2 separate regions of the Mus musculus genome follow, and region 1 is linked to region 2. Evidence: chromatin loops called from intact Hi-C (ENCODE). Cell type or tissue: left cerebral cortex. All regions are shown on one strand. Links, peaks and the distances in the headings refer to the core of each region. The heading gives the core; the rest is flanking DNA. Region 1 overlaps Dscam (DS cell adhesion molecule). Region 2 has its middle 67 kb from the start of Bace2.

Region 1 (12,307 bases), core at 3,928-6,427, 450 kb before region 2:
CCATGAAAGTACTGCAATAGTTCCCGGCATGCTCCCTCTAATCTGCTATCTTGGCACATGAAGAAGACTCATAAGACATCAATTCAGAAGAAGCGGAATCATCTACTACTGTGAAACTTCCTGAGAGGTTCAGAGGATGGAAAAGGAGCTGGCCGATCTGGGATCTGGTCTCTGATGACCTGTTCTTTGTCTCTGATTCCCATCTTGAAATGGATCAACATGCTAAAGAAATGTTGCAAGGAAGAACATTTCTTCCTTCTGCCATCATAGGTTATGGAAGTCATGGCCCCTGGGTCATCTCAATGCCAAGGTGAATGGAACCCTTTAGGGTACAGTGAGAACTAAGCAAAGCCATATGATGGGCCCTCCATTGTGTCAAGGACCCTTCATGGTTACCTGGCTTTCGGCTGCACCCTGCCTGATGCTTTACATGAGATGTTCCTGAGTCATGTAGAATAGATGGTTTGTTCATATTCTTACATGGGTTATAGACCCTTTTAACATAGACAAATTCTTAAATGTAGATCATTAAAGGCAATAAAATATGACACCCTCACCACACACACATACCTTGACTGTCAAGAACTCCCTGGTAACAATTGCCCAAAGGCAAATTTTACAGGTAACATTACTATTTTTGGTGTAGGTTAAAGGGAGAGACTATAGAGTTTTAAATAGAAATATTTCTCAGCTATAGTTTATAGTCTTTGGCATGTTAGACACTCAGCAAATCAGAGTCACCTGGTTAATAGCGATAAGTTACTTTTAATGTTGAGGTTGTCACTGTGAACATCAGTGATGACTAGGCTGCACAACTCCGGTATCATGGGATGTGTAAGGAATATCCCTAGCTTCTCAACAGATACTAAGCAGCTCCTGAGCTCTTAGATGCTTAAGCTCCTACACCTGATCTCCATCACTTTCCTGCTTTCTGCTCCTCTGTCACTAGACTTTTGCCTGGGTTACTACTATCCCTGTTTTCATACTTGTGGCTGTGATGTGTTTAATGTCCAGTGTAAAGGAACACGTGTACAGTTAGAACTCTGAACAGACTGGAAGCAGGGGGGGAAGTAGGGGAGGGGAGTTGAGTCACCCTGCAGTCAGTTAATGTGAGCATCATTGTAGGACCAGTAAAATAAATCTGTGACGAAGTCCGAGTCCAGTTGGCCTGCCTGGGTGCACCAAATGGGTTGGTGGGGTATATTGATCTAGAGACACAGGACTATCTCAGAAAATGGACATTTACACAGTAGTGTCACAGTAGGTCCTCTCAGGATGGGAGCACTGCAGCCACATGCCTCCCTGTATGGAACTGAGGGGTAGAAAGCCCACAGGACAGTGCCTCCTGAAGCTCAGCCATGGTTCAGTCCCCTTCCATCAAAGGCTGGGATTAAAACAGGAGATGCTTAAAAGCTCTGTTTTGATGTGGTATGGGTAGTAGAAACCCTCAGGTTTAACAGCTGAGCTTCAAAAGGCTGTCGTGCGTTGAGCTGATTATCAATGCTCCTGTGATAAGTGTGAGGGAGCAGGTAACCAGGGCCCATGAGCTTGCAAGTCTCTGAGCTCCAGGAGTGCAAACCTGGCATAAGACTCAGCCCTGTCACCAAGGGGCTTCTGTCATAAACAACTTTGAGTCTTAGAACTAAAACATGAAGGGAGGAAAGAAGTTGGAATTTAATCCCCAAACCTGTATTTATTCCTTGCACCACCAGTCTAACATAAAGGTTTAACTACATCCAGTGAGATGTGTTATTAATTCACTTGTTCTCTAGTTGGCTAATTTGTCAAGTAGTCTTGTCTAGTCTGGCTATAGACTTACACATAATCTGAAAGCCTTTTTAAATGGTTTGAAGTAGACCAAGCTTTCCTGTTGTGGGTTTGGCCTAATGCTGCTTGTATTATAATGTTAATTTGGGTTCCCCCCAAAGTGCTTACATGAGTGTCCAGACATAAGACACTGAGGTACCTTGCCCCCAGGTGGTTCTGATTGGTAAATAAAGATGCCTGCTGTCAATGGCTGAGCAGGGCAGACAGAGGCTGGACTTTTAGGATTTCTAGGTTTGGAACTGAGAGAGAGGAGGAAGGAGGGAAATCTGGTATGCCGGGAGAAAAGGGGGAGAAGGAGGAGGAGGGAGGAGGAAGAGGAGGAGAAGGAGGAGGAGGAGAAAAAGGAGGAGGAGAAGAGGAGAAGGAGAAGGAGGAGGAGGAAAAGGAGGAGGAGAATGAGGAGAAGGAGAAGGGGGGTGGGGAGAGGGAGAGGGAGAGGGAGAAGGAGAAAGAGAAGGAGGAGAGGAGAGACACCATGCCTGAGAAGAATGGAGGTCAGGGAGGCATATCCTGCATGTGAAGGAGCCAGGAGAGTATGGCCCAGTTGGGCAGCCCTCTGAGTCCAGGGCAGCCAAGGTATAGAATTCATCAATTTTGGATTATCAGCAGGATTATCAGCAGGAGGTGGATTAACTGTGTGGAGGTTGGGGAGTGGCCCAGCTATTGTGCTGTTTAAGGCATATCAAAATATAAAGGCTGTGTGTGTGTCTTTCATTTGGGAATGTTAAGCACTAAGGCTGGTAGCAAACCCACCACTGGGATTTAACCATTAAAATTTAATTCAACACTTTCCTACTTTGAGAGATCTCTTAGGATCACAGAGAAAACCCAGGCTTCATAATTGGATGGAAACACACTATCTTCCAGAAGCTAATGTAAACAAACTCTAATAAGCTATCTTCCCACTTTCCTGCTGTGCGATGTCATTCAAGATGCTTAGCTCTCTAAACTTTGGTCTGTTCCTCTAAGAAAGACAGGAGATTGGAAATATCCACTTTGTTCTACCATTGACAGTTAGATGACTGCACAGATGTCAGGAAGACAGACACAGCTCTAATTTCCAGGTCAGAGCATTGGTAATGAGGTATTGTATATCCGAATGTAACTATGAGAGAATCACCTTCAAAAAGCTCATCATAAAGAAAGCTGTGTAACTGTGGTACCATTTGTACATATATACACTCAAAATATTATGCCTCATAAATACATGTAATTATGACTTGCCAGCTAAAATATTAATAAAAATAATCAAACATAGATATAATGACAAAGAGCATGACAATTCTGTTTTGATAGGGATTGATCAACATGTACACATAATCATTGGAACATTGACACAAACAAGGTAGGGCTCATTTAAAAAAATATCATTGACTTAATGTATTTTTAAATTTTCACTCTTATTAGCTCTTAGAGAGTTTTACGTTTTATCCACAATGAAATTGGCCTTGCAAGACATGCCCACTGGTATACTAGTGGCATGAACAACATCAGAGTAACCAACCACTTTCTGGTTGGATTTAGGCCCAACTCCACAAGATAAAACCCATACCTGATATCTTATGAGGGCAGAGAACATATAGCCAGATGGATCATAGGTCCTAGGATGAATCTGCTATGACTGCACTGCTAAATGGACAGAATATTAAGCTGACTCCCAATGACTCAACATTATTCCCTCAGACTAATACATCTCTCATCAATCACCTGAGAAGATTCTGTTTTCAGTAGGTGGTGATTAACACAGAGACTACAACTGGCCAAGATGCAGAGAATAAGAGACCACAGAATGCTTAGCCCTAAAGGAAATGTAAATAGTACCACCCCCAGCCCAAAGATTCATGGACCATTGTAAAAGAAGGAGCTGAAGGAGTGTAAGAGCCAGAGGTGGTGGGTGACTACAGAAGGCATCTCACTCAGTAGGACAGCTGCACATAGGCACTCCCAGGACCTCATTTTTAAGTTATGTTTTTAATCACAAGAGACAACCTCACTTAGAAAAGTCTAAGCATGGAAGTGACATGGAAGAGGTTTATACCACAGTTCTGACATTCGTCCATGGGTAGAGCTCACCAAAGTGCTGGCCTACTATACATGAGGTCCTGGGTTTGATCTGCAGCATCACAGATGTACGTGTATATGTGTATGTATACATGTACTTGCATATGTACATGCATATATTTCTGTCACTTGGTGTCATCATGGTAAAATGTATGCCAAACATTTGAGGTCGTGTTACAGGACCTAGCTGTGTTCACTGAGGTATGGAAAGAAATAATATATCCAAGAGCATCTTTATACATCCTGTGATAGAATGTGGAGCAGGAGAGTCACACAGATTTCATTTCAACACCGAATGATTATCTGTCCGAAAAACATGCAAGGATGCTCTAATACACTGTGTGAGAGTACTCAGAGTCGGGAACTTGGGGAATTAATTAATAATGTGAGTAAGGCCATATAATGGGGCTGGTGCCTCGTGTAAAGAGGAGGTAAAGAAAGTCCATCCTCTCTGTGTGGTGAGAAGACATGTCAAGGGAGCAGTTACCTGAAAGCTAGAAAGGGATGTTAAACAAAAAATGATTTATCAGACACCTTGGATATCTGCATCCAAAACTGTAACATAAGTATTATGTCACTGTGGCTTAAGACATTTACTCCGTAGAATTTTATCCCAGCATCTGTCTTCAGAAGTCTTTGCAACTGCACAGTGGGATCATGGTGGGAATGCGGGAACTTTCTTTGATGCCACTGTCATGTTGCTTCAGCTGTCCGGCCAAGGATGCTTAGTATCCAAACATGTGACATACATCAAGGAGTCCTGAAAGTTAGACATTATGCAGCCCTCATCATATAGCCAATAGCAAGGCTCTCTCTTCCTACCTGCAGACTAGCCATTGATCTGTCTGCATGCATGCCTGCTCTACACTGCATGATGCATGTCTAAGGAAACTCAGTGTCAGACCTGCATCTCCAGCCCATTTTTCACTCAGCATTCAAGACTGATACAGTCATAAAGACACAATGTTGACATCTCTTAGATGTTGTTATGGAATCCCACCGCACTAGGCCACCCCTAGGTGTCAGGATACAGTCCCACCACACCAGGTCATATGTGCTGCCTATTAAGATTCATACTGTGATCACAACTCTGTAGACTCACCTCTATTCCTTTCTCCCCTATCAGGCTTGAACCCTCTCAGAACTTTGAGTCCCATTCTCTCTCTTGATACCTCTTTTAGTACATTTCTAGTCTCAGCTCCTAGATTTAAGTTTTTAGCAGTGTTGCCCACATTCTCTATACCCATGGCCTCATTTTACCCAGGCTGAGCTTTATCATATCTTGATGGGAATGTATGTTGTTCACGAATATGATATTGGCTCGATGTCCCTCTCCTTCATGTAGAATAACAAGACAACATTGCATACTGTTCAACCTCTCATCTCCATTACTCACAATGACTCATCATTATATCCTCCAAGAGTACTTGTTAAATCGATACTCATATGAGGAAGTCTGTCATCATATCCATATTCAGAATGCTTTCTTAAATGAGGGAACAGCTCAGTAGTGAAGAGTTTGCCAGAAAAGCATGAGGACTAAAGTTTGGATCTCCAGAACCCACACCAAGCAGATGTGCTAGCTGCCTGTTATTCTAGTACTCAGAAGGCAGAGATAGGGAATCCCAGGGCAGGCTGGCTAGCTTCAGTAGCCAGAATCCACAAGCATCAGGTTCAGTGAGAGATCTTGTCTCACAAAACAAAACAACAAAGCAAAACAAAACACACTGTACAGTGATCAAGAAGACAGTTGGCATCAACCTGGAGGCTCCACACATATGTGCACACATACACATACACCAGCATAAGTGTATGACCACTACATGCAAATAGGCACACATATTCCACATACACATATACATGTATGGTAAAAAGAGAAAAAGCTATGACATATCATTTTAGATTCCAACGTGATTATTTCCTCATGTACAGACCATGAAAAGTGCTTTGCCCCTCTCCTGGAATAATCTCACTCTATTACCTGAAAGCAAACACATTTTAGGATTTTGATGCTAATTATTCTTTCATTAGACACTCAAGTTTTTGCTGTGCAGCTGGGTTAGGTCTTCAATAGAGACTGCAGAATGTTCAAAAGAAGATTTGAAAAGCATGCTTGATTTTTTTCTTTTTTACTCCAAACTATTTCCTCAGTTTGCTTTCTTTATCCCTTGCTACTTCTGTCTGAACTGAGCCAATAATAATTAAAAGAGCAGATGGCTCTGCTAATCAGATGTCGCCTGGTAACGCCACATAAAGAACCTGTCTAGGCTGTGCCTGCCACCTCGCACTGACAGCCGCACCCCCGCATGATGGTTCCTCAAGATGGCTTGCACAGCAGTGTTGAAAAGTCAGGAGACTGGAGTAAGAATCTAAGTTCTCAGTCTAGAGTGTTATGTGATGATCCTGGAAATGAATATATAACGTTTTAGAAACTGGAACGCTCAAATAGCATTAACGAAATTAGAAGGGGAAATAGGGTGACTTTCAAGCTCTCAATTTCTCTTAGTTCAGATGTAGGTCAGAGAGGAATTAGACTCCTGGCAGGGCTCTGCTATGCCCTCCATTCTCTGTGTTAGAGCCACCAGCAGGAGCTGCAGATGGGACCCCAGAGAACAGCCTGGGGACAATGGCCCCTTGAAGAACTGCATTGGCAGCTTTTATCTGAGAGAGCTGAAGGAGGGGTGGTGGCTTAAGATGGCTGGTATGAAGGTACAGCTAAAACATTCTCTGCCTAACATATTTTTAAGTTCTCTGACTTTGCCGTTATTTGGAAACAAGGTCATTGTAGTGGACTACCTCAGGACGAATCCCATGGGTGAGAGGGCCTGATGCTCCGTGATAGGATGTGAAAGTTCAGGCACAGAAATACCTGAGGACCAATGGAAATCCTGACAACATGGCTGACTGAAGCAGCCTGCTCAGGAGCTGATCTGCACTTGGAGGAACAGCCTGTTTCAAAGACTCCTGTGAGGGGAGTGAGAGGAAGAGGCAGGAGACAAAGAGCCCAGGGCAGTGACAAGAGGCACCAGAGGGGAGGACTTTGGAAAGCCACACTGGCCACTGTAGCCTCAGCCCTGTGTTTTCTACTGCATAGCCCGGGGTGTCCATGGTGCTTACAGTCTGGCTTTCCAGGGTCACACCAGGATGATGCTATTTCCCTGGGAGTACTGTTGCATGAAGTGTGGGAAAATCTGGGCTGTGTCACAATCTAACTATGCAAGATCCTCCATTAGCCATAACATTAAATAACCTGCTTGCAACAGCTATCAATGTATAATGTACACTTAAAAGACACTCTCAACTATTCCCCAGGACAAAATCAAAGACTAGGCTAAATGGAAATATGCCACATGTTCTAAGAACAGATGATTTGATGTTGTGAAAGTGTCAATTTTCTGAAAATACAAAGAAAGCAACTCATCTTCCTCCATTTCTGGACAAAGCCCAGTTAGAAGTCAACTGCATTGATGTCAATTAAAGCATGCTATTTCCATCCAGGAGACTAGAAAATTCTAAAGATATTTGAGAATACGTAATCTTGGTGGGGGGTAGAGGGAAATAAACATGTCTTATGGCATATAAACTGGCGAAACATTCCTGGGGAACCACTTGTGTGATTATTTTTAGTTGTAAGTACTCCCTATACTTCAACCCAGTGGGTCCTCTCCAAAGGCTCTGTCCTAAGTAAATTCATAGATTTAGCTATATAAAAATATAACTCAAAATACTCTTTCTGACACTTCAGAAAGAGTAGAATGAAATTTAGGGGTATTGAGTTAATTAGTAAGCTCATACTCATAGTGGTTAAAAAGGATAGTAAGGTAGAATTGCCAAAGTTCTGGAAAGATCTTCAAGGTAATCTATATGATACATAATGTACTATATATGTGCATATATAAATATAAATTTACATATGCAAATGAACAGAGGTACAGAAGTAGCAGATACTGAAGTGAGTTGGGGGAGGAGCAGACTACATTCTCTTTCTTATGCCCCCATTCCTTGCTATCACAGACACTGACTGGGGCAGTCTGCTCCAAGAGGAGTCAGTGGGTGTGGCTCACAGCATATGCATTACAAAGCCCTGGTAACTTGGAGACACAGGAGGATCAGGAAGGCTAGGGTGGCACAGACGTGTCAAAGGTGGCCTAATTTCTCTTGTTTTCCAGGCTAGCCCACTGGTGGGCATGGATGTAGCAGAGAGAAACACTTTCAACATTTCTTCCATCTTTGTCATCCCTGCTTTCTAAACACCTAAGCAGCCATGTTCCCACCTCCTTATCCCCGCTCAGCTGTGGCCGCTTCCTTCCTGCCTGACTTTGCACCAACTGCATCACCATTGGCCTGTGACAGCAGCTTCTCTTTTCCTTCCTGTTCCTGTCCTTTCCTGTTTACCTTGTATTAAATGGCTGGGTATTCAGGAAGAACAAATCTGAGGTGCCCCCCCACACACACACAAAATAATAATAATAAGATCAGGAAATAAGGCATTCTGGTTCAGGCAGTGACCTCCCCTCACCAGAAGGTTGTAAACTGTGATGTCAAGGAAGGGCGGAAGGGTGACATTGAGGCAGCCCAGGCACAGCCCAGGCTAAGCTGCACAGAGAAATCACTGAACCAGTAGTAATGGTGCACCCTCTGTAGTTGGGGGAGGGGAGCATGTGGAACCAGCTCAAACCCTACCCTGGCTTCTAAGTCCAGAGTCATCTAGCATATGTATGTTAAACACTCCGAGAGCAATCTCACAAAGACATTTTCCTCCTGTAACTAAGACTTGCTCAGTGTACTTCTCCCACAGTTAAATGAGGCTCAATTACACACTGCTAATTTAAGCCCGCACACTGCATTCAACTGTGCACCTAATTACCCTGTTTAGTTTGTTAATGATCAGAGCTTTGCCTGTGCAGATCTTAGAGTCTGCCATTAATCTTTACTCTAGTTAGATTTCTTGTGATTTTTTTTTCCAGAATAAATCCTTCAGAAAATAAAATGACATTAGACTTTTAAAAAAGGGATTATTTAAGGATTAATAATAACAACCAATGAAACTCAAATAACTGGAACAGTACTCGTTGGTTTACATGATGAGGGGACACTTGTCAGTCACTACAGGGCCACTCATGTCTAGGAAGAAATGTTTCAGTTAGAGGCAAGAATAGCAATTAGACAAAGGAGAGAAAAGAAACAGAGGACTGCACAGAAGGACAAAGAAATGAGCCTGGACAGAGGAGAGTGCTTCCCCAGGAGGGAGGGGGCCTTGTCTGGTGTCTGAGGATTAGACAGTCAGGATGAGACACAGAGAATGTGTCTGGTTGGAGAAAATTATGGAAGTTTCATGGGCTTAAATTAAGATATATTTTGAAAACACAGACTCCAGGACAGAGTGTTGGTCTGGATGCTAGGGTGAGGGAGAGGATAATGGGAAGTTTTCTCCTGGGATCTGGGGCATGTTCTTGCACATGGTGGGCTGTGTAAGAGCCACCTCTACTCGGTGGGGAGGATGACAAGGAAGGACAGAGAAGGACTAGGTCGGGTAGATTAGTGTTTAAAGACAAGTAAACAGGCAATGTTCCCTGAGGCTATGCTGGAAGGACATGTTTCCTGTGGGCAATATCTTCCAGTTGTGATATGCACTTTGCCATGAAGAGTGGAATCACCGACCTTCAGGAAATAAGTAAGGCTGGAGATCATTGTGTTAAAAGTGCCCTCCAAAAGACCCAACAAGCAGCTGAAAGAGTCAGATGCAGTTATTTGCACCCAACCAATGGACAGAAGCAGCTGACCTCTGTTGTTGAATTAGGGAATGCTGAAAGAAGAAGGGTGATCCTGTAGGAGGACCAGCAGTCTTAATTAATCTGGACCCCAGAGATCTTTCCAACACTGGACCACTAAACAGACAGCATACACCAGCTAATATGAGGCCCCCAACATACATACATATAGTAGAGGACTGCTGGGTCTGTGTTCATTCAGAGATGATGCACCTAAACCACAAGAGACTGGAGGCCCCAGACAGTTTAGAGGTCAGGTGGAGTGGGGGGTGGGGGCATCCACGTGGAGACAGGGTTGGGTGGGGAGGAGGTGTGGGATGTTGAACAGTCAGAGGGTGGATGGGGAGGGGTGGGGAATGGAATATGGGGTGTGAAAATGAACTACAAATAAAATTAAATGAAAAACAAAGTGCCCAGATACTGGGTGAATCTGGGAGCAATCAGAGATAAGTCAGGAGTGAGTATGATGAAGATACATTGTGTGACATTCTCAGAGAATTACTATAAATATTAATTAATTAAATTAGTACAAATATATTAAAGTAACGGAAAGATGGGTATTATGTTTTCTCTCACATACGGAGACGGAATAAAATGAAATTTACTGGGGAGATGGCTCAGTAGGTACAGTATTTGCTGTGTATGAATAAGGACAGATTTAGATTCCCTGCATCCACCTACAAGCCTAGCATGGTGGCATGCCTTTGTAACCCTAGCGCTGGGAAACAGAGCAGGAGGATCCTTAGAGCTTATTGGCCAGTCAGACTAGCAAAAATTGCACAATCCTGATTCATTGAGAGATCTTATCTCAATAAATAAGTAAATAAATAAATAAAATAAAATAAAATAAAAGTAGAGAGCTCCTGGGGAAAGCTTTTGAGGAATTCACTCAACATCAAATTCGGGTCTCTACTTGCACACACACGCACACACACACACACACACACACACAGAGCACACACACACACATACAGAGAGCGAGAGAAACAGCGACAGAGAGACAGAGCGAGACAGAGAGTGAGACAGAAACAGATAGAGAGAGAGGGACAGAGATAGAAAGAGAGAGGCAGGTAGAGAAAGACAGAGAGATAGACACAGAGAGAGAACAGAGAGAGATAGAGAGAGAGATGGACAGAGAGAGAGAGAGAGACAGAGAGAGACAGAGAGAAAGACAGACAGAGATAGAGAGACAGACAAAGAGAGAGGAGAAAGAGAGACAGAGAGATGGTTTGTTATGACTTGTGACTTGATGTGAATTTGGCCGGGTAGAAAAATCAGAGAATACATCAAAGCATGACGTAGACAAGGGAGGAAAAACCATCTTTTGTGTAATCATTCACTCATCATAATTTTTTTGAGACAGGGTTTCTCTGTGTAGCCCTGGCTGTCCTGGAACTCACTTTGTAGACCAGGCTGGCCTCAAACTCAGAAATCTGCCTGCCTCTGCCTCCCAAGTGCTGGGATTAAAGGTGTGTGCCACCACACCCGGCATTCATAATTTTTTTAAGAATAAATAATTGTAAAATTTAAATCTAGATAATTTTAACTACTAAATCAACACGTTAAAAAAGAATAAACAGTGGAGGGAGCTGACATGAAGGCCTTTCCGGTCTCAGAAAGTGGCTGAGCCAAGTTTTAGAAGACCCTGGGCCTGTGATGGAGATGTGCTGAGATCTAATTGTGACATCTGCCCATGTGGTGCCCACGTAGTGCACAGATGGTGTGTGGCAGTGAATTCTGTGACGCCTGTCCTCGTGGTGCAGATGACATGCGGGAGTGGATTTGAAAAGTCTCAGATGAGGGCAGAGATTGTGCTCCCAGCACTTATGTTATGGGGTAACCTGTGGATAGATTATGAGATCAGCTTCATAGGCTGTAACTTCATCAGTAAGCATCAAACAACAGGGGAGTGGGCCTTGCCAAGGGTTTGCTTCACTGGGATGTGAGAAATGGGGCTCTGAGTGTGTTTCTGGGCTCCGTGTCTGTTCAAATGTGCACAATGGACTCAATATGAACTGTGATTTGAATTGTTTTCCTTATTATGATGCAGACACAGAATCTAGAGACAGGATTTCTTTCTTTGCAGAAGCTTCCATAAAAGAGGAAATCTAATCTTCCTCACACATAGTCCAGGTCTTTGGGATTATTTATTTTCTCTTTATGTATGAAGATTAGTGGGTCTGTCACTGACTTGGCTGTATTTTCAGTAGGAGCTTCAGCAGAAGCTGCTGATATTGAGGGCTTTCTTTTATTGTTTTTACTTACATCTCTCTTATTATTAGCTGTTTTAATGCAATATCATGTGAGATCTTTGGGTTATGTTTATTTCCTAGACACAGAGGACGATGTATTAAGAAATCATAATGCGCTTCTGTAAAGTCACACAAGTATCTATGCAAATATATTACAGACATAGCTAAGGGTAGAGAAAGAAATGCAGGTCTCAGGGTCACCCAGGGCTCTAGGATGCTGATCTTCAATAATCCTGTAGAAACTCAACCTTCACTATGAATAACTCAGGTTCCTGAGTGGCATCCTCAGCTGCTTCCACACAAAGCCCACCAGCTTTCAGCATGCTCTGCTGCAAAAATAACCAGTAGAATCCACATAAATGGATGCCACATGCAGGGGTAGCAATGAGATCTGAG
Region 2 (12,307 bases), core at 5,454-7,953:
ATGGTGTGTGTGTATATATGCGTGGTATGTGTATGTGTGTGATATGTGTATGTATGGTATATGGTTTGCATGCATGCATGCATGTGTATGTGTATATATGTCTTTGGTGTGTGTATAGTATATGGTTTGTATGTGCATGTGGTGTGTGTGAGCCTGTGCGTGTGTGTGTGTGTTGTGGAGGTCAGAGGTTGATATCAGATGTCTTCCTTAGTCACTCACTATATTGTATAGTGAGCCAGGATCTCTCACCTGAGCCAAGAGCCTGCTGGTTCTGTTAGTCTAGTTAGTTGGTTTACTTCAGGGATCCCCTGTCTCCGTCTTCCAGGTTCTGGGATTTCAGGGAGCTGTGACACCTTCTTGTGCTGTTGCATGGGTGCTTAGAAACTGAGCTACAAGCAGGAGATCAAGTCAAAGGGAGCCTGGGTAACTAGGAGATGTTGACATCTCACCATGTGTCAGAGTGGAGCAAGCAGACTGTCACTGATGCAGCCTTTCTGGAAAAGCTGGAGGACTTGAACCCCTGAAAGTCAGTGCTGAAGCCCAAAGATGTGTATGCTTCTGGGGGGGGGGGGGAGGCGGGTGCTGTCAGGTATAAGGAGGCCTCTTGCTGTCTGTCAGTGCCCACAGGCTCTGTTGAAACCGAGGTCCCAGATCAAAAAGAGATAAAAGTAGAATGGAAGCCTTTCCCACCCACTTCTCAGCCACATGCAGGTCATATATGCCAGCCTCAGCATGTTCTAGAGCCTACTGATTGGCTGTAGCCATCCATCCACGGTCAGTCGGGGCTCTGTGCCTCCACTTCCCAAGCTGGGACATATTGCTGAGTGGTCATCAGATGGCCAGGAGACCACCAAGGCCTCCATATAGCACCAAACACAATGAGTCTATACCTGCAATGTTTGGACACTGGAAATGACTAAAAAGGAGAATTCCATTCAAAGAGGAGTATTTGTGAAAAATCCACTCACTGTAAACAATCAGCAGATTGTGACTGAAAACTCAGAGGAAGGTGCCCATCATATGTGGTGCTCAGAGGCTGTTGGAACCCTGGATACCAGAGATGCTTGTGAGAAAACTGACACTTGAGAATTCTAAATATAATAATGATTTCTACAAAAACAGAAAAGAAAAAAAGGCAAAGCAAAAGCCATGTACTCAGAATAGAATGTGGGAAGTAATGGAGACTGAGTTGTGCTTGGGCCCACCCTCCAAAGCATAGAGTAACTCTGTCTTGGAATAAGTTGGGCCCAAGCCAGGCAGTGGTGGTGCATTCCTTTAATCCCAGCACTTGGGAGGCAGAGGCAGGCAGATTTCTGAGTTCGAGGCCAGCCTAGTCTACAAAGTGAGTTCCAGGACAGCCAGGGCTATACAGAGAAACCCTGTCTCAGAAATACATACATATATATATATATATATATATATATATATATATATATATATATATATATATATATATACATACATAAATAAGTTGGTCCCTGAAAACAATCAATATTTGACCTAAGGTTTCTAAAGGACCTAAAGATTTTAGGGGAAAACTTAGACAAGTTCTTGTCCTGTAAGCATGAGAACTCCAGTGTGAGCCCCAAAACTCACAAAAAAAGTGCTGGGAGTGTGAGAGGAACACATGGACAATTCTAGCACTGAGGAGGTGGAGACAAGAGGATTTCTGGGTTTCACAGGCCAGGTAATATTTCCTATGTGGTGAGTTTCAGGTCAGTGAAAAACCCTGTCTCAAAACAACAATGTAACCACAGTGCTTGAGGAATGACAGCTAAAGCTGACCTCTGACCTCTACATACATGTGCACTGACCATTTCACATGCACACAAGAAAAAAAAGCAACCTTGTCACATGACATAAATTGTCGATATATACACATGATCATGCTTTGAGAGCCCCCTTCCCACACTCTTGTCTAAACTCATACAAGAACATGACTGCATGGGAGCTTGAAGCCTGGGTGAGAGCCAAGGACATAGCTGGTCCTGGTGCCACCCTTTGTTTCGAACACACTTTATATGTGAGGGGCTGTCACCTCAACATTAGTCATACTTCCCAGTAGGGACTCCACCAGCAGAAATGCTCAATCACTTACGTGCTAACTACAACTACACATCAAGACACAGTATGCTGCCACAACATACCCAGTATAATTGTATCATTCTGATAGCATGATTCACCCCGTTCTTCCCAACAGAAAACAGCTCACCAGCTAATTACTTCACCACCTCCTAGGCAAGAATGCTCACTAGGCCCCCGCCAAGCCTGTAGGCACTCCAGACACAGCTGCTCTGAGCTTCCTCCACAGCCTCCAGGAAAAGTCATGGTGAGTCCGAGGCTCTCCTACTTCAGCAGGGTGAGGAAACGTCTGTGTGCGTATGTGAGAAGCAGAGAAAGGGGGTGCTTTGGGGTCTCGGGCCCCATCCCACCTCCAGGACAACCATCACATCCATCACCCTCACTTTTGACAACCAGAATCTTGAGATGTTGTCAAGAGCATGGGAATTTTAGGTGACGGACATCTAATCTCCCCATGACTTTTCCCGGCAGGCAGAAAAGCCAAGATGGCAGTGAGGCCCTACACACTTAGCCTTTCCATGCAACTGTCTTCAGTCTCTCTGGCCTGGTTCTGGGGTTTCTGCCCCAGGTCACTGGCTCCAGCGTTCTGCTCCACAAACAAAAGTCTCCAGCTTCCACACTTAAAGGCTGTTTTCTTCAAATGTCTCCAAGGGCAAGGCTCTGACTTGATCACTTATTTCAGAACCCTTCCTCCCTGGCCCTCATGTCCAGTACAGCCCTGCCTTCCCCATATTTTCTCCTTCTCCCTGAAGAACACAGAACATGGCATCCCCCACAATTTCTCCGTGTGCTCATGTGTCCTCCCATCTGTTCTCTGTATGCTCTAGGAGGGTGGGTTGCAGCTGCTTCTTCGGCACCTTGGAGAGCATCCAGGGCCCACACAGCATTTGTGCTTGGAGCGAGTTGCTCTCCCAGCTGTGAGTGAGCTCCAGCATCAGGCTCTCTGCTTATCCTTTAATTGTGGGTTACTCCCACTAGACAGAAGTGTGTCTTCCTTCTTGCCCAGAGCCTAAGCATTCTATATGCTTTGGATATGGGAATAGAGGGATGGACAGATGGGTCTATTAGATGGACCTAAATTATGCCTAGGGCTATGCCCTGAGTCAGATGGGGGGAAATTCAGCCATCATTTCAGTGTGCTATATACACACTAACTATGCTGACCACAGACAAATGATAGTTTAAAAAAAAGAAAGAAAGAAAGAAAGAAAGAAAGAAAGAAAGAAAGAAAGAAAGAAAGAAAGGAAGGAAGAAAGAAAGGAAAAGTCCTTGAGTTGGCACATCCCACTTTCTTCTAGGATGTAATTAGCCCTGAAGTTGCTTCCAGTCTGTAAAGCCTTTTATTACTCTGCAATTCTATCTGTCTCCTTCTTCTGCCTTAAACAATAGGTGGAATATCCTGAAGACATTCATAGAGCCTCAAGTCCCACCCTCAAGTCCTAGCCCCACCTGTGCCAGAAAACACAAAGGGCTCAAGTCAAGCCAATTCCCTTATATACCCAACTGTCATACAATGGAAAGTAAATAACAGGCCAACCAACTTTCTCCTGGCCTCGTTCTTAGTTTCCCTCAGACCTCAAGAGGTTCTTAAGAGTCCCAACCCAGCACTCATCCCTGCAGATAATTTAGCTACTATTGCTATATTTATGTCTCAAGTTTCTTGATAATTTAGGGGTCTCCAGCAAAATTTTAGCAATCTTAACTTTCTTTAGCCTAAAAAGACAAAAGGGAGAGAGAAGGAAAGAAGGGGGAAAGAGAGGAGAAGAGGAGGGGAGAAAGAAGAAATAATGGACTAAACTTTATATGTTACTTGAAGAAAAGGAAGGAAAAATAAAGAAAACATCTACAATACTTTAAACGTGGCGAAGAACACTAACAGTCCACACATTTGTATTAGAATTACAGTATTTTCCGTTTAGAGACACGAGACAAGTTAATTGCATAGTTACCACGAAATAAACTACGTGGCAATTACACAGTAACTCCTTTAGAAACTGTAGTAATTACACTGAACTGAGCATTCTAAAATAGAGCCAAGGTACCAAGTTCATACACAATGAGATGCTCAATCTGAGACCAGGCCTTTCTGGGAGAACGCAGTGTAGGCAACAACCTCTGGTGCTGACTTTAAAGATGATGTATTTATAAATATAAACATGTTCCCAGGCAGGGCCCTTAGCACAAGATGTCTTTTCAGCCAATGACAGAGAACTCAGTGAAGGAGTGCCAGGCAAGGAGGAAGTTGACAGCAATGCCTTGTCTGAAGGTGACAATTCTCAAAGAAAAACATGAGCAGTGGAGTTGGAGAGAGAGTGGGGTTTGCTGGCTTAAAATCTGCATAATGTCACTTGTGTTGGGGAAAACAGCTCTGTAGAGCAGTGAGTGGGGACAGTATATTATTTTGTGTAGAACAGTGAGCAAGAACAGTATATTTTACAGCAATTTTGAAGGGAATTAAAGGCCTGTGATGCGGTCAATCCCCCAAAGTTTACCAAGTAGCCACGCTGGTCTCCCTGCTTTCCCCAACCCATTACCCATTCAGCCTGGAAAGGGGCAGAGCATGAAATATGAATAAGCAGGGAGGCCCAACCTCAAGCAATTTGTAAAAAGAGAGAGTCAGGGCTGCTGCAGCCCTGATTATTTTGAGGCCTCTTCCTGACCACAGGGCAGCCGTGCCTATCATAGGGGTTACCCCCCCCAGAAGGAGCAGAGTACGTTTTGGCAAGAGCCTTTAATCGCTCCCTCAGCATGACTCAGCTTCCTTCCCACATGCCAGACAGGATCCACCGTGAAGCCCCACTCTCTTTCTCCATTCCCAGGTCTGGGAGTTGGCTGCAACCCAGGGTGGAGATGATGACAAAAGACGACGACGTCAGGACTGGATTTAGCACCAGCTGCCAAGGCCTTTGTGAATTTAATTTTGGAGGCATCTCTTTGCCGAGCTGATGCCAAGCTATAGCTGATGAGCACCAGAGGAGAAAAAAAAATGAGATTAGAGGTGGGTGAAACCAGACAGAATGGATGTGAGCAGGGTGGAGTTCTGATAGCATTTCATTTAGACCTTGTGTGTGAAAGCCAGCTGGCTCCAAACGGGAGTGAGAAAGGGGGGGTCTCGTGCAAAGGTGGTTCTGTTAAACCTTGACCCAAGCACTGACTGACTATGGCAGGGAGACACTAAGTCCACTGTTTACAGAGCTCTGAGATCCCCACTGAGCCGAGCCATCAAGTGGAGCACCATGTCTCACTTCCTTGTCATAGCCTTCAGTGACAAACTTCCTCAGGTAAAGCCACACCTCCTCCTAAACCTCTCAGAACAGCAGCCCTAGCTGGGGACTGAGTATTCAAGTACCTAAAACTGTGGGGTGAATCTCATTAAAGTTGCCACAGTTGTATCGTCTTCCCTATCTGCAGAGGTGAGCAAGAGACAGGGAGCCACTGAGAATTCTGAAGATTCATAGTTCAAACACTCATGCACCATGATGACCTTGGTCCAGGTCAGTCTGAATAGTGCTCTGAGGTAGCCCGGCACAGACCTGCCTATGGGATGCGGGGGACCAAGGCCTCCTGGAGCAAACACAGATGCTTGCAGTTCTAGATGTGAGTTCTCAGCTTCCTGCTCCTGCCCATGTATCTTCACTCTACCATCACAGATACTAACCATTTAGAACCATAAACCCAAATAAACTCTTTCTTCTATACCTTGCCTTGGTCATAGTGTTTTATCACAGCAATAGAAAAAATAACTAAGGTAACAACCTCCCTGGAGGGCTCAAAAATGAGAGCATGCTCTTACTGGGGCTGACTATGAGTACAGGGACACTGGTCAGTGGGACTGTGGCTACCTATAGGGGGAGGCTCAGTCCAGGGAAGGCTGAGGAACACAGATAGAGACTGAGAGAGCAGGATTAGAGCCTCCATGCTAGAGATGAGCCCCTGTCTGCTCTCAGAGTAGGTGAGGGCATTGCTCGTAGGGCTTTGTTGTACCTTTGAAGGAACAAGTAGATCTCAGCTGATAGTAACCCACTTTTGCAAAGAGACACATCTGACAAAGGGAAGCCTGGGAAATGTGCACACACACACACATACATACACACACACTCACACACACACACACATACACACACACACACATTCAAGAAGCACCTCTCCCACTCTCTAGTTCTCTGTCCTTTCTCAGCAACAACCTTAATACATTTTGAAAAACAATGAGAACTTATAGCCCAGGTGACATTGCAGGGTACAGTCTGCAGGTCTGCAGGGTTGTATTAAGCACACATACACTGGGGGTGCTCAGGGCACCATCTCTGTGTGAACAGTTTGCATAGTGTCCTTTCCTGAGATGCCATTCAAAGAACGCAAGGCTCAGTCTTGGGTGACATCTCCCTATCTCCCACCAGAGGTCTCTAGTTGTCTTGTTGTATTTAAGATTATTTTATTTATATTTATGTATATGGAGGGTGTTGCCTAGAGGGGTCAGAGGAAAGAGTCAGATCATCTAGAGATGGAGTCTCAGGCAACTGTGAGCCTCCAGACATGGGTGCTGGGAACCAAATCTGAAAAAAAAAAAAAACCAACAAAACACAGCAGTGTTCTTAACCACTGAGCCAGCTTCCAGCCACCTCAGGAAACTGTTTTTGATTCTGTGTGTTTTTGATGCCTAAGAGTATTCTGGATGAGAGGGCATGGGTTTACATCTGGGTCCTCTAGTCTATTCCATGTGACTTTCTGTATTTATGTTGGTAACATGGTGGCTTTGTCCCTGTGTCTTTAAATTCGGTGCTGTGTTACCTCCAGCTCTGCTCCATTTAAAGACTGAAGCTATGTTCCCATTACTCAACCTGTATAAAACCCAACTCCAAACGGATCAAAGATATCTCTGTAAAACCGGAATACCTGCAATCACAAGAGGGACTGTGAGAGACACTGTTACAGGTGCTGATTTACCGCTGCACAGAAGTCCCCTAGCTCAGGAAACAAAGCCTCTTCATTACCCTCTTCTGGATTCCATGATCACTTCATGTACATGGTGCATTGACACACATGAGGTACCCCCAACACATTAAAATAATAAAATTATTTAAAAAAAAAAAGCTTAGGCAGAGCAGAAGAAGCAGCCAAGCAACGGTCTACAGACTTGGAGGGACCCTCAGTCAGTCTCCTGAAGTAGATATCTGGAAAACAAAAAGAGCTCAGACCATGTAGCAAACCCTGTAATCTTGTGAAAATGGACAACAACCTGAAGAGAATGCTCCCAAAGACCCACACACAGCAGGCAAGAACAAGGAGAAATGTCCTCGGCCTCATCGAGAAAAGAATCACACACCAAAGCCACACGAGAGTCTGCCTCACCCAAGTCAAAGTGGCTATGAAGGAAAAATGTGGGCAGAAGGACCTGACACACTGCCTCCTAAAGTTCATTAGTGCACCCACTGTGAGACTCATTGTGGAAGTTCCCCGGAAAACTAAAAATAATAGAATACCATATGGTCCAGTCAGAATACTTCTGAAGATGTATGCATGTCATAGATATGCGTGCATGCATGTTTATTGCTGCACTGTTCATAAAAGCCATGTGATGGAATTATCTCAGTTAAAGTCAGTGGGTAAACAAAGAAAATATGGGATATAGATGGTGGAGTACTATTCAGCTATCAAAAATAATTAAATCTTGTTATCCATAGGAAAAGCATGGATGGAACCAAAGTAGCTCATCACAGGCAAGATAAGCCAAACATAAGGAGACAAGAATCCATGCTTTCCCTCTCATACAGGAGGGCTCCTAAGAACTGTTATGAGTGAAGGGTGGAGAGAGAAAGAGAGAGAGAGAGAGAGAGAGAGAGAGGAGGGTGAGGGAGGGAGACAGGTAGATATGATCAATGAGTAGTGAGTAGTATGTGCACATATGGAAATGCTACCATGAAAATGGTTAGTGTGTACAATTTAATGTAAGTTTTGTATGTATGTGCCTGGGTTTGACAGCGGGGTGGAGGACACATGTGCTCTTTCCTGTGGAGACCAGAGGCCAGCCTCAGGTGTATCCATCCTGTTTTTTGAAACAAGGTCTCTCACTGGCTGGTGAGCCTCAAGGATCGTCCGCTGTGCAAGTTGGAACTCCAAAAACAGGCTGCCACACCCTCAGACTCGGGTGTTCATGCTTATGCACCTAGCACTTACTGCCTGAGCTGTCTCTCTGGATCTAAAATAGGGAATTGAATATGTAAAATCTTAAATATATATAGAAGAGAGATTAAACCCTTATAATTGCATGTCGTATGTTTTTCCTCTCTGGGACTTTGGGGCTTGAGTTACAAAAACACCATCCAGAACTATTCCGTGGAAGGAACCAGTCTCCCTGAGAGTCTACCTTTAAAGGAACACAATCCTGACTCTTTCTCAAGGTCTGCACAGCCTGCATTACTGAGCCCTCTGTGAGCAACTGTCTAGCAACAGGTATTCAAGCACTCTGCCCAGTGAAGGGCCTGTCTGTGCTGGAGGAGAGACAGACAGTTGAACCACACTGGTTCCTTCCTCCCGAGTGTCAGCCACTATGCAAGAAGCTCAATGTCCCCACAGCACCACAGCCTTTGGCCCAAGCTCTCCGGAGTCCAGCTCCGTCTGCTCCCAGAGCTCAGCTGCCTTATTGCCTGCCTTTCTGTTGCTTAGTAACAAGATCACCTAATTATTCTCCTAAGAGGTCAAAGAAATGCCAGCAACCCATTCCTAGACCAGGAAGTCAAATGGCATAGCCTTTAATTTGCATAAAGAAGGCTCTTTTTAGTCAGAGGTAGGAGGGAAGGGGGGGGGGGCGGGTCTGAAATCCAGCCTGCGTTTGCTAACATCAAATCCGGACAGCCTGGCCTCGCAAGGAAGGGTGGCGGCAGCGGGTGGGTGGGTCGGAAGCAGCTGCAGTAGAGTCCTGATCTTTTTAATTCATTGGAGACAAGAAGTAGCGCCAGGAGAAAGGAGAACCCCTTTTTCATGTTAGATGGCGACTTGTTGCTACTGAGGTTTCCTAAGGCACTGGGGACTTTTGTTTTTTGATTTAGTGGTGGGAGACTTGTATTGAGAGCTGCGGTTTGTTTTCTTAGCTAACTCGTCTTTGTCTGTCTAGGGTCCACGTTTGTCAGGTTTTTGTTTTCTGAACACTGCCCCTCTTAGTGATGGGGTACCTTACTAACCCTTGTGTCTGCAAGGGACCCTGAATACCTTCAAAATGCCTTCCAGGTGACAATGTCCCCAAGTACTGGCTCAGAACCAGAGCTGCACAGTCTGGGAGGGGAGGAAGAATTGGAATTCATGGGAAAATAACATTATGCTATTGGACAGCTGTATAGCTTCGAGGCTGGCTATGTGAAGCCAGCTTTTGTCTTCAGAGATGCCTGGCCCCCAGCCCTAGGTTTCTCTTCATCTCTGAGTAGCTCTGCAAGGGTTGGTCCTCTACTGCCCTCTGCTGGCTCTGAGGGGTGTTGACCTCGGAGAATTTTCCAGCTGAGGGTTGAGTTGATTTTAAACCTTTAGAGACACTCCACCCAGACTTGCGTTTATTGAGCGTTAACTGTGACCTCAAAATGCACCCACAGAGTGACAGAGCACAGGATATAATGCACTATAAAGTCAAATCTCTCTCTCTCTCTCTCTCTCTCTCTCTCACGATAAAGACAGCACAATGCAGTTTGTTTAACTCCAATGAACTGTATAGCTAGATACTTATGATCTGGGTCCATTAAAACATGGAGAAAAAATCTGGTAAATAACAGCAAGTGACACAAGACACCTTGAGTTCCCTTGAACCTCGATGAACAGTTCTCTGCAGACTTGGGTCCCTGAGGGGGTCACTTTGATACCAGTGTGTGTGTGTGTGTGTGTGTGTGTGTGTGTGTGGGTGTGCTAAGGCATAAAGGAGGGTGTTTGATCTGACCAAACCTCAGTGGTCACAGGCCAAGACTATAGTCCCTCTGGTCATCTGTCCGTCTCCCTGCTGTTCCCAGAATGGAAGAAACATTTGAGGGCCAGTCCCATTATTATTATTATTATTATTATTATTATTATTATTATTATTTTATCATAGAGGTCAAAAGGGAAGTCAGGAGGATGAGGGAAAGGACAGAAACCCTGGTTGTGCTGTCAACCAGGCTCATAGGTCTGTATGGGAAGGCCAGGCCAGGAGGCACCTTGATCCATGCAGAGAGCAAATCTGTGCATCCAACGGCCACCAGGGAATTCCCTTGTGGAGAATTGCATTTCTTTGCCCTGCTTAAACTTCTAAAAAACTATATGTACTACATACTAAATGGGGGATAAACCACCAAACCTTCTCTCCTTATGTCTTCACTGAAGTCTGTATTATCAATTCTTAAATTTAAGTTCATTTCTCCACATGTGGCATAATTTCTTCTTTAAAAAAAAATACATATCAGAAGATGGCCTAGTCGGCCATCAGTGGAAAGAGAGGCCCATTGGTTGTGCAAACTTTATATGCCTCAGTACAGGAGAACTCCAGGGCCAAGAAGTGGGAGTGGGTGGGTGGGGGAGGGGGTGGAGGAGTGTGTGTGGGGGACTTTTGGGATAGCATTGGAAATGTAAATGAAATAAATACCTAATTAAAAAAAGAAATAGAAAAAATAGAAGGATTATCTTTTTTAAATAAAAAGAAATCTAAGCAAAAGGGCATTGGGGGAAGTCAGGCAATGGTGGTGCATGCCTTTAACCCCAGCATTCAGGAAGCTGAGGAAGATAGATCTCTGAGTTTAAGGCCAGCCTGGTCTACACAGAGAGTTCCAGGACAGCCAGAGTTGCACAGAGAGAAACCCTCTCTTGAAAAAGTAATAAACAAACTAACACACACACACAAAGAAAGACAGAAAGAACAAAAGAGAGAAAGAAAAGGAAGGAAGGAAGGAAGGAAGGAAGGAAGAAAGAAAGAAAGAAAGAAAGAAAGAAAGAAAGAAAGAAAGAAAGAAAGAGAAAGAGAGAAAGAAAGCAGGCATGGAGAAACATGAGAAATTTGCTAAGGTGATATGGCAAAGCCATGTCTCTTGTAAGAACTTGAATCTGTCCTTTGTCAGTCACCATCAGGAGAAAGGCAAGTGCTATTGGGAGCTGTGGGGCTGCATGGAACAGGCTCAGCCAGAGCTTCCCTGATGCACAGAAGACACAGCCTGGCCCCTAGGCCCCTCAGTGTCCTGTAGAGACAGCAGAATCACCCATGTCAATACTGGTATCTGTCCAGTTTTTTGTTAAGACAGACTCAACCTCAAATGTTTCATGGCTCCATATACTCTTGTTGTAGCCCTCACCCCCAGAAGAGCCATGCCCCTAATGCAGTTGAGCCCATGGCCATATCTGTTCAGTGAAGGAGAGTGGTCATCACAGAATTCTTGAGGAGAAGCAGTCCTAGGTAAAGTGGTTACTGCAGGCTCAACCTGAGAGTGAGCGCACTGTAGCGGGGAAGGCTTGCTGTTGGGGACACTCTGGCCATGGTCTTGTTAATCCCACTGGTGGAGAATAAGAAGAATACTACCACAATTTAAAGCCAAATTTGAATCAAGCTTTAATTAAATACGGCCAGGAGAATGTATCTCATGACCAGGCCCATCTCTAGTTTCCCAGAAGATGAGGGTTGAACACATGAGCCTGTTGGGACAGTCCATATCCAAGTCATAACTGAAGGTTCACCTGCAGAAATGGATCTACTGTGTGCTTCCACCAAGGAACTGTGGGTAATTTCCAAGATTCCTCAAGGAAACATCTTCAAGGATGTACCAGGCATGGGCACAGGCTTCACTGACCACTTACTATTCAAGGCTGAGGAACTTAGCCTGTACTGACAACAGCCTTACCCAGCTCTTGACAGCCCTGAAAGATGTCACCAGTCACATGCCACCTTGGAGAAGGTGGACGGCATGGCTGTAAATCCATTACCATACATTTTAGTCGTCTTTTGAATCCCTTCAACTATCTATGTGTGAAACTATTTACAGATATCTTTCTTTTAAAAACTTATATTTCCTATATTTTAAAGATACATGTTTCTTTTTTTAAAACTTATGTCAAATCTCTCCTCAGCTGTGTTAGAAGCTTCCTATTGCAGTGAGGAGAGCCCTGGTGAAAGCTCACAGTTCCTGGGGGGATAGAGTCCATCACAGCAGCAAGGCATAGCAGCAAAATCAGAAAGCAGGGAGAGATGAGATGTGGCCCTGGCTTCTAAGCCCTCAAAACTCACCCC

Evidence for each region. Peaks named below come from ENCODE experiments on the same cell type or tissue, not always from the same donor. Only the 100,000 strongest peaks of a DNase experiment are listed, where the experiment ranks them.
Region 1: a loop joins it to region 2, with 3 times the contacts of the local background. A loop is called at or near these places in 14 of 42 quality-filtered maps.

What each region holds. Positions count from the first base shown.
Region 1 is chr16:96,837,721-96,850,027 of GRCm38, forward strand. The region is part of intron 3 of Dscam (DS cell adhesion molecule); the gene reads right to left. Among named protein-coding and RNA genes, the nearest start is that of Gm32432, 39 kb to the right of the region's middle. RefSeq lists an enhancer at 7,880-10,248. In left cerebral cortex, for the core only: no CTCF peak of the experiment used is centred there; DNase peaks (open chromatin) are centred at 5,380 and 6,192.
Region 2 is chr16:97,283,990-97,296,296 of GRCm38, forward strand. No RefSeq gene overlaps it. Among named protein-coding and RNA genes, the nearest start is that of Bace2, 67 kb to the right of the region's middle. In left cerebral cortex, for the core only: a CTCF peak has its summit at 6,482 (motif pointing right); no DNase peak of the experiment used is centred there.